3 separate regions of the Homo sapiens genome follow, and regions 1 and 2 are each linked to region 3. Evidence: chromatin loops called from intact Hi-C (ENCODE). Cell type or tissue: gastrocnemius medialis. All regions are shown on one strand.

The links. Hi-C counts contacts between places; a loop is a spot of excess contacts. Peaks named below come from ENCODE experiments on the same cell type or tissue, not always from the same donor. Only the 100,000 strongest peaks of a DNase experiment are listed, where the experiment ranks them.
Region 1: a loop joins it to region 3, with 3 times the contacts of the local background. A loop is called at or near these places in 4 of 110 quality-filtered maps.
Region 2: it touches region 3 in a loop (3-fold over the local background); 3 of 110 quality-filtered maps call a loop at or near these places.

The regions. Positions count from the first base shown.
Region 1 is chr7:71,307,108-71,309,607 of GRCh38, forward strand. All of the region lies in intron 1 of GALNT17 (polypeptide N-acetylgalactosaminyltransferase 17), which reads left to right. MIR3914-1 (microRNA 3914-1) reads right to left here and starts at 663; the gene lies at 565-663. It overlaps MIR3914-2 (microRNA 3914-2), which reads left to right and starts at 567; the gene lies at 567-661. In gastrocnemius medialis, no CTCF peak of the experiment used is centred here; a DNase peak (open chromatin) is centred at 1,174.
Region 2 is chr7:71,613,719-71,616,218 of GRCh38, forward strand. All of the region lies in intron 6 of GALNT17 (polypeptide N-acetylgalactosaminyltransferase 17), which reads left to right. Among named protein-coding and RNA genes, the nearest start is that of MIR3914-1, 310 kb to the left of the region's middle. In gastrocnemius medialis, a CTCF peak has its summit at 1,463; a DNase peak (open chromatin) is centred at 1,563; H3K27ac peaks cover 2,480 bases.
Region 3 is chr7:71,139,004-71,141,503 of GRCh38, forward strand. The region is part of intron 1 of GALNT17 (polypeptide N-acetylgalactosaminyltransferase 17); the gene reads left to right. Among named protein-coding and RNA genes, the nearest start is that of GALNT17, 8.1 kb to the left of the region's middle. In gastrocnemius medialis, no CTCF peak of the experiment used is centred here; a DNase peak (open chromatin) is centred at 1,428.

The DNA of each region.
Region 1 (2,500 bases), 170 kb after region 3:
GCCACCACCCCTGGTCCCTGCTTTCATTTCTTTGGGGTTTATGCCCAGAAGTAAAATTCCTGGATCCTGTGGTAATTCTATGTTTAACTTTTTGCAGAACCGCCATACTGTTTTCCATAGGGGTTGCAGCATTTTGCATTCCCATCAGCCGTGCACAAGGTACCACTTTCTCCACATCCTCGCCAACACTTGTTATTTTGTTTTCTTGACAGTAGCCATTTTAATGGGTGTGAGGTGGTATCTCATTGTGGTTTATGTCACATTTTTGAGTATACGTTTTACCCTGCTGGGTATATGTTATTACACTAGGTGCTGGCTTACAGAGGCAATAAGACCCACTTTCTGCCATGAGAGAGGAAACTCACAATCTGTTGGAGGAGACGGGCATCTAAACGGAAAATTATAATACAGCTTATCAAGTGCTATGATAGAGACAGGTCTTAAGAGAGCAGAGAGTGGATGCAATCGAGGAAGACTTCCTGGTCTTCATAGCCCCACCTCTAGGAAGTCTTCCTTGGTTGCACCCACTCTGTGCTCCGTTAAGACCTGTCTCTGGAGTAGCAGTAGAGTTCCTACTCAACTTCTCATTTTCTGGTTCCTTCTACCAAGTTAAGCATACTCATTAGAAGGAACCAGAAAATGAGAAGTTAAATCTGAAGTCCAAGTGGTTGGTGAGTATTGGTTAGAGCACTATTTTTAGAATAGAACAATGCTTATGAGTGAAGCATTTTTTTTTTCTTTTCATTTGTGCATTTCTCTGGCTCTGGGAGATTGTAAAGGTTACTTCATTGGGATGCTTAGATCACAGTTTCTGGTTATTAGAAAGAGGCCACACTGAGACCTTTGGGAGAAAAGGGGCACAGCAGGTGGGTAGGTGGGACGTGCCTCATTGAGCCTGATTCAGGGGTCTTGTGTGTTTTCCATTTCATCCAATTCTGGGAAGTCTGAAGGCTCCGGGTCAGAGGGGAGTTTGTTGCATGGGGGCAGTTGTCTGGAAAGCTTAGTGACAAAGTAGCAAATAGGAGCAAGGAAACAAAGTATATAAAGACCTGCTATTTAGGAATGGCACTATTCTTGTCGTGGTGACTCACATTTGTCAAGCCTTGAAGGATATTTGCAGAGGAAGAAAGAAGCATTGGATTGCAGCTCGGTGGGAGCAGATCCTGGCTGCCAGTGCCGGGACCAAGGCAGGGTGTGATCTCACCCGTGTTGCCAAGGGTCATCCCACACCCAGACTGTTCGGTTTCCATTCTCATTCCTTGGCATTGCCTTTTATAGAACTGCTTTCAAAAGAGGCATTGGGGCTGATGTCACAGGATCACTATGTGTTTCTCAGGAGTAGGGAGGGAATGAATAGGATTTTTCGAACATTCTATACCAAATTCACTGCCCTCCCTCCATTTGATTTAGGACTTACATCTTCAGCATCCTCTCTTTGTTAGGCTCCTCTGGAATTGTCTGTCCCCCTGGCTAGATCAAGAGCCCCTCTGTATCCCCAGAACCTTGCAGCTTCAGGCACTTTGCACGAGATAAATAAACATGGATGCAATGAGAAAAGGGATGTGACAGGTATTGGGGAAGACAAGCCAGCAACTGCTCTGGGCTCTGCTTTGGAAGTGCCTTTCATTTCTCTTTAGTTTTTTTTTTTTTTTTTGAAACAGAGTCAAGCTCTGTTGCCCAGGCTGGAGTGCAGTGGCACGATCTCAGCTCACTGCAACCTCTGCCTTTTGGGTTCAACGGATTTCTTATGGCTCAGCCTCCCAAGTAGCTGCATTACAGGCAAGCACCATTACGCCTGGGTAATTTTTGTATGTTTAGTAGAGACGGGGTTTCACCATGTTGGCCATACTGGTCTCGAACTCCTGACCTCAGGTGATCTGCCCACCTCGGCCTCCCAAAGTGTTGGGATTACAGATGTGAGCCACTGCGCCCAGCTCATTTCTTTTTACTCTCTATCCACCACTTGTCCTAGCTCAAATCCTTTTGAGTCTGACTTGGACAGCTGATGTCACCCTCTACCTAGTCTTTTTTCCCTTCAGTGCCATTTTTCCAACTCTTGTCAGTCATTTTTATGCTGTCATTGCATCCAGACCTGATCATTTCTTTTCTCTTTCCTACTCAAAACCTTTCTTGGTTCACTGTGACTCAGTGAATAAATCCATGACCCTTGGCAGTCTAATTCCTGTTTGTCTTTCCAGCCTTGCCATCCTGCCCAGCTACCTGCCTCCCATCTCATTCCCTGCTAAATTTGCTTCTTCCTTATGTGAGTTGAGGCACACGCTTTCCCTTCTGCTGGGAAGGAGTTTCCACCCCTCTGAGACCACATCCAAATGTTATCTCCTTGAGGAAGCCATGCATGCTCCCTGCCGAGACCAAGGAGAGAAAACCATGCCTTCGTCTGGGTTCGCATAACTTTTGTCTACACTTTTGTCGTGTCATTTACTGCAAAAGTTGTCCCCCAAGCTATCCTTTTATTTACATTTGCTTATTAATTTCAAGA
Region 2 (2,500 bases), 470 kb after region 3:
TGAGGCAAGAGGATTACTTGAGCCCAGGAGTTCGAGACCAGCTTGGGAAACATAGCGAGACCCCATCTCTATGATTTTTTTTTTTTTTTTTTTTAGTTAGCTGGACATGGTGATGCACACCTGTAGTCCCAGCTGAGGCAAAAGGATCACTTGAGCCCAGGATTTCAAGGCTGCAGTGAGATATGATCGAGTCACTACATTGCAGCCTGGGTGACAGAGTGAGACCCTGTCTCTTTAAAACAAACACACAAAAAACTCATAACATGGAGAGTCAAGAACTCTGATTTGTTTCAGATCTGGATCACTCACTACAAGACCTATTACTTTTTATTTTAGTCCTCATAGTGCAGGATTTTATGATAAAACTGTTTAGACTTGTCACCAACAAAGTTAGTATTTCAAAACAAAACAAAAGCCCTAATCCCCCAAACTTTTGTGATCACATTAAGTTGGATCAACCCAAATTTTCCTTCTGGAGAGAGCCAAGAAGTCATAGGGAGCAGGTTGGGTATCTCTAATCCAAAAAATCTGAAATCCAAAATGCTCCAAAATCTGAAACTTTTTGAGCACAGATATGACTCAAAGAAATGCTCTTTGGAACATTTTGGATTTCAGATTTCCAAATTATGGATGCTCAGCCTGTTAAATACAGTGCAAATATCCCCAAATTTGAAAAGATCCAAAATCTGAAATGCTTCTGAGGAGTTGCAGATCAGCCTAGGTAACATAGCAAGATCTCATCTCTACAAAAAATTAGCCAAGCATATTGGTGCATGCCTGTGGTTCCAGCCACTCAAGAGGCTGAGATGGAAGATTGCTTGAGCCCAGGAGTTCAAAGCTGCAACGAGCAGTGATCACACTGTTGCACTCCAGCCTGGTGACAGAGTGAGACCTTTTCTCAAAAAAAGAAAGGAAGGGAGGGTAGGACAAAGAGACAGAGAGGAAGAAAGGAAGGAAGGATGGAAGGAAGGGAGGGAGGGAAGAAAGAGAAAGGAAAAAAAGAAACAGAAAGAAAAAGAAGTGGAGAGAGCGAAAGAAACAGAAAGAGAAAGAAACAGAGAAAGAGAAACAGAGAAAGAGAAAAAAGTAATAGAGAAAGAGAGAGAATGAAAGAAACAAAGAGGAGAGAGAAAGAAACAGAAAAACAAAGAAACAGGGAGGGAAGGGAGGGAGGGAGGGAGGGAGGGAGGAAGGGAGGGAAATAAGCAAAAAAAACCACTTCTGGTCTCAAGCACTTCGAATAAGGGATACTCAGCCCATGATGTCCAGCCTCACATTTCTAGTGCTCCTCAAGAAGGACACGGATTACTGTTTGTTGCCAAGGTGGCTTGTTTCAAGACCAGCGTGATTGGCAAGAATCTTCCAGCACCACTGTGGCAGCTTTTGGTGGAAGGAATATAGCCCTGACTGGGAGGCTGCTGGGGAGATGACAAGGCCAGCGCTTCAGCACATAGCCTGCAGAGGCCCCATTGCCAGTGCCTAATGTAACTGAACAGGCCATTTGTCATATTTAATTTTAGCTGCAGTGGCTCAATTGGGACTTTATCCAGACTGGCTTCCACTCTGCTAGCCTGCTGTGCTCCCCTTGTCCCAGGCTGAGTCACTTATGTCCCTGGCCCTCCATCTGCCAGCGAGACCTCCGAGTCACTGATACTGAGATCATGGGCCCCAGATGTGGCTTTTCCAGCCTGTGCAGTAAATTAAAGCACCTTGGTGCCCTTTTTCTATCTGCACTTTAGGAGCAAAGCACTTTTTTTTTTTTTTTTTTTTTTTTTTGAGACAGAGTCTTACTCTGTCACCCAGACTGGAATGTAGTGGCACAATCTTAGCTCACTGCAACCTCTGCCTCCTGGGCTCAAAGGATTCTCCTGCCTCACCCTCCCAAGTAGTTGGGACTACAGGCACATGCCAACACGCCCTGCTAATTTTTTGTATTTTTAGTAGAGACAGGATTTTACCATTTTGGCCAGGCTGGTCTCCAACTCCTGGCCTCAAATAATCCACCCACCTCGGCCTCCCAAAGTGCTGGGATTACAGGCGTGAGCCACCGCGCCCGGCCTCAAAGTGCTTTCTTACTTTTTACTCTGCATCAACCTCTTTTCTCTCCAAGGAACTCTGAATGAATGAGACCATGAGAAGAGGCTTAGCCTCCACTCGGCTTGACAGGAGGAAAGGAAGGAGCTTTCCCCTGAGGATAGCAGGGGAGGAGGTGTCGTCTTGCCCACCTCTGTCCAGGGCAGGTGTAGCACAAGGCAGCAGGAAAAGCCCAGAATTTGGATTCAGAAACCTCGATCCCAGTTTTGAATGTGGTTCTTAGTTGGGCGAGACTGAGTGTCTGTAAGATTGAACCAATGTGCCTATAGACGAGCTCCCAGTTGGGTGGGATGGGAGGGCACTCTTAGATCATCAGAGAGTGGGGCTTTGTCAGTGGTGAAGATCAGAATGCGCCTGGCAGGTGGTCAAGACTGGGGCTCTTACTAGAATCTAGTCTGTTCGAGTA
Region 3 (2,500 bases):
GGACCTAGAGACAGACGGATTTCTTGTTAGAATTCTTCTTTATGTGATTTTTGGCTTTCTATCATGTTTCTGTCACTTTCTGAGGAAGTTACTTATTTCTCTCATTTTAGAGGTGAGAAAGGTGAGAAACAGAGATACTATGTGACTTTTCCAGGGTGACACAGCTAGGGAAGGGCAGAGCCAGGTTCAGGAATACCAGGGTACTTCCTCCCAGGAGTCCAGCACTTTCCTAATAAGTAAGGGGAAAGAGATGGAGGGGTCTGGAGCTTCACTTGCCCCTCGCAGGCTCAAAGCCTTAGAGACACCCTCTCCTCTCCTCAGAGTCCACACGCAGGACGCACAGCAGAGCTGTATCCCTGTGAGCCCAGGGCAGCTCTGTCATAAGAAGAAATGCAATCGATTCAACTTAGTTACCAAATTTAGATTTCAGAAGGATAGTGAATAGAAGTGGAGTTGCTTAAAGAAATTGAAAATCTTTGTAGAAATGGAGAGAAGTCAAAATTACCTCTTCCAGTCCTGCCCCCAAGCCACTCAGGCACTTGAAGTTGGAGTCTGAGTGATAGGAAACCAAGACGCTCCTATATAGCCCCAGCACACCACAACCCACCCAACAGAACTCCCTAGGCAAGGAGAGTGATTTGGCACAGAGAGAGGAAGAGATTTGCTCTCACAGGTCTCCAAGGTGGAGTCAGAAAGAGAGGAATGGTGGCCGGGCACGGTGGCTCAAGCCTGTAATCCCAGCACTTTGGGAGGCCGTGGTGGGCAGATCACTTGAGGTCAGGAGTTCCAGACCAGCCTGGCCAACATGGTGAAACCCCGTCTCTACTAAAAATACAAAAATAAGCCAGGCGTGGTGACGGGCATCTGTAATCCCAGCTACTCAAGAGGTTGAGGCAAGATAATTTGCTTGAACCTGGAAGGCAGAGGCTGCAGTGAGCAGAGATCGCGCCCCTGCACTCCAGCCAGGGAGACAGAGCGAGACTCTGTCTTAAAAATAAACAAACAAACACACACCAAAACCAAAAACAAAAAGAGAGGGATGGCATTTGGAAAGCATCTCCGTTCATTAATGCCAGAGGTGGTCTGGTGTTATATTTCTTCTTTCTTGCAGCCCACAGATGCTGGACGGTACCACCATTTCCTGCAGGAAGGAGCGAAGGGAGAGGGCACATGTGCATATTAAAATCAGTTGCTGCAGGGAACATCAGAAGGAAACCAGGGCAGTTCAAGCCTTCATTTGCTGCACGCAGACATTCCACAGGGATTGAGGACAGGCGCGGGCCCTGGGTTATGGAAGGCTTGGTCCTAGGACCAGGGCCAGGGTGCTGGAGGACACCCACTCCCTTTACCTCCAAGGACTCATGGTGTCTGGTTGCAGTTGGCCCCTCCTGAAGAAATAGGGAGTCCTGTTCTTGGACAGCCCTCAGATGCAGGCACATCTGTGTTGGCAGGTGAGTGTGGTGGGCACCCTGCCAGTGGGGGCAGCTGCCACCTGCCCAGCCCAGAGGTAGCAGGAGAGGCAGCCAGTGTCATTCTTGCTGAAGAAACCCAACCCCCCTGACCTTTGCTAGTTGCCAAATCTGGAGCGTCCTTTGTGGAAAGGAAGAAAGCTCGGTAATTACTTAGAGCTAAGAGTGACCACAGGAAGTTGGAACATGAGCACACCCAAGCCCAAGGCCAGCGAAGAAACAACCTACGATTAGATGACCTGCGAGTCTTTAAGAATATATAAGAAGAACCAGGCACAGTGGCTCACGCCTGTAATCCCAGCACTTTGGGAGGCTGAGGTGGAAGGATGGCTTGAGACCAGGAGTTTGAGACTAGCTTGGGCAACATAGCAAGACCTTCTCTCTACAAAAAATAAAAAATTAGCCAGACATTGTGGTGCATGCCCATGGTCCCAGCTACTCGAGAGGCTGAGGTGGGAGGAACGCTTGAGCCTAAGAGTTCGAGGCTTCAGTGAGCCATGATTGCATCACTGCACTCCATCCATCCTGGGTGACAGAGCAAGACCCAAACTCTAAAAAAAAACCCCCAAACCAGTGTATTAAAAGGACACTCAGGGCCAGGCATGGTGACTCAGGGCCAGGCGTGGTGACTCACGCCTGTAATCCCAGCACTTTGGGAGGCCGGGGCAGGTGGATCATGAGATCAGGAGTTCAAGACCAGCCTGGCCAACATGGCGAAACCCCATCTCTACTAAAAATACAAAAAATAGCCAGGCATGGTGGCAAGCGCCTGTAATCCCAGCTACTCGGGGGGCTGAGGCAGGAGAATCACTTGAACCTGAGAGGCGGAGGTTGCAGTGAACCGAGATTGTGCCATTGCACCGTAGCCTGGGAGTCTGGGCGACAGAGCAAGACTGTCTCAAAAAAAAAAAGAAAAGAAAAAAAAAAGACAGACTGGGTTTGATTTCCACTGTCACTTATTACCTCTGTGACCTTGGGCAAGTCCCTTCACTTTTTAAGTGTAAAATGGGACTGTCATATGTCAGGATGAC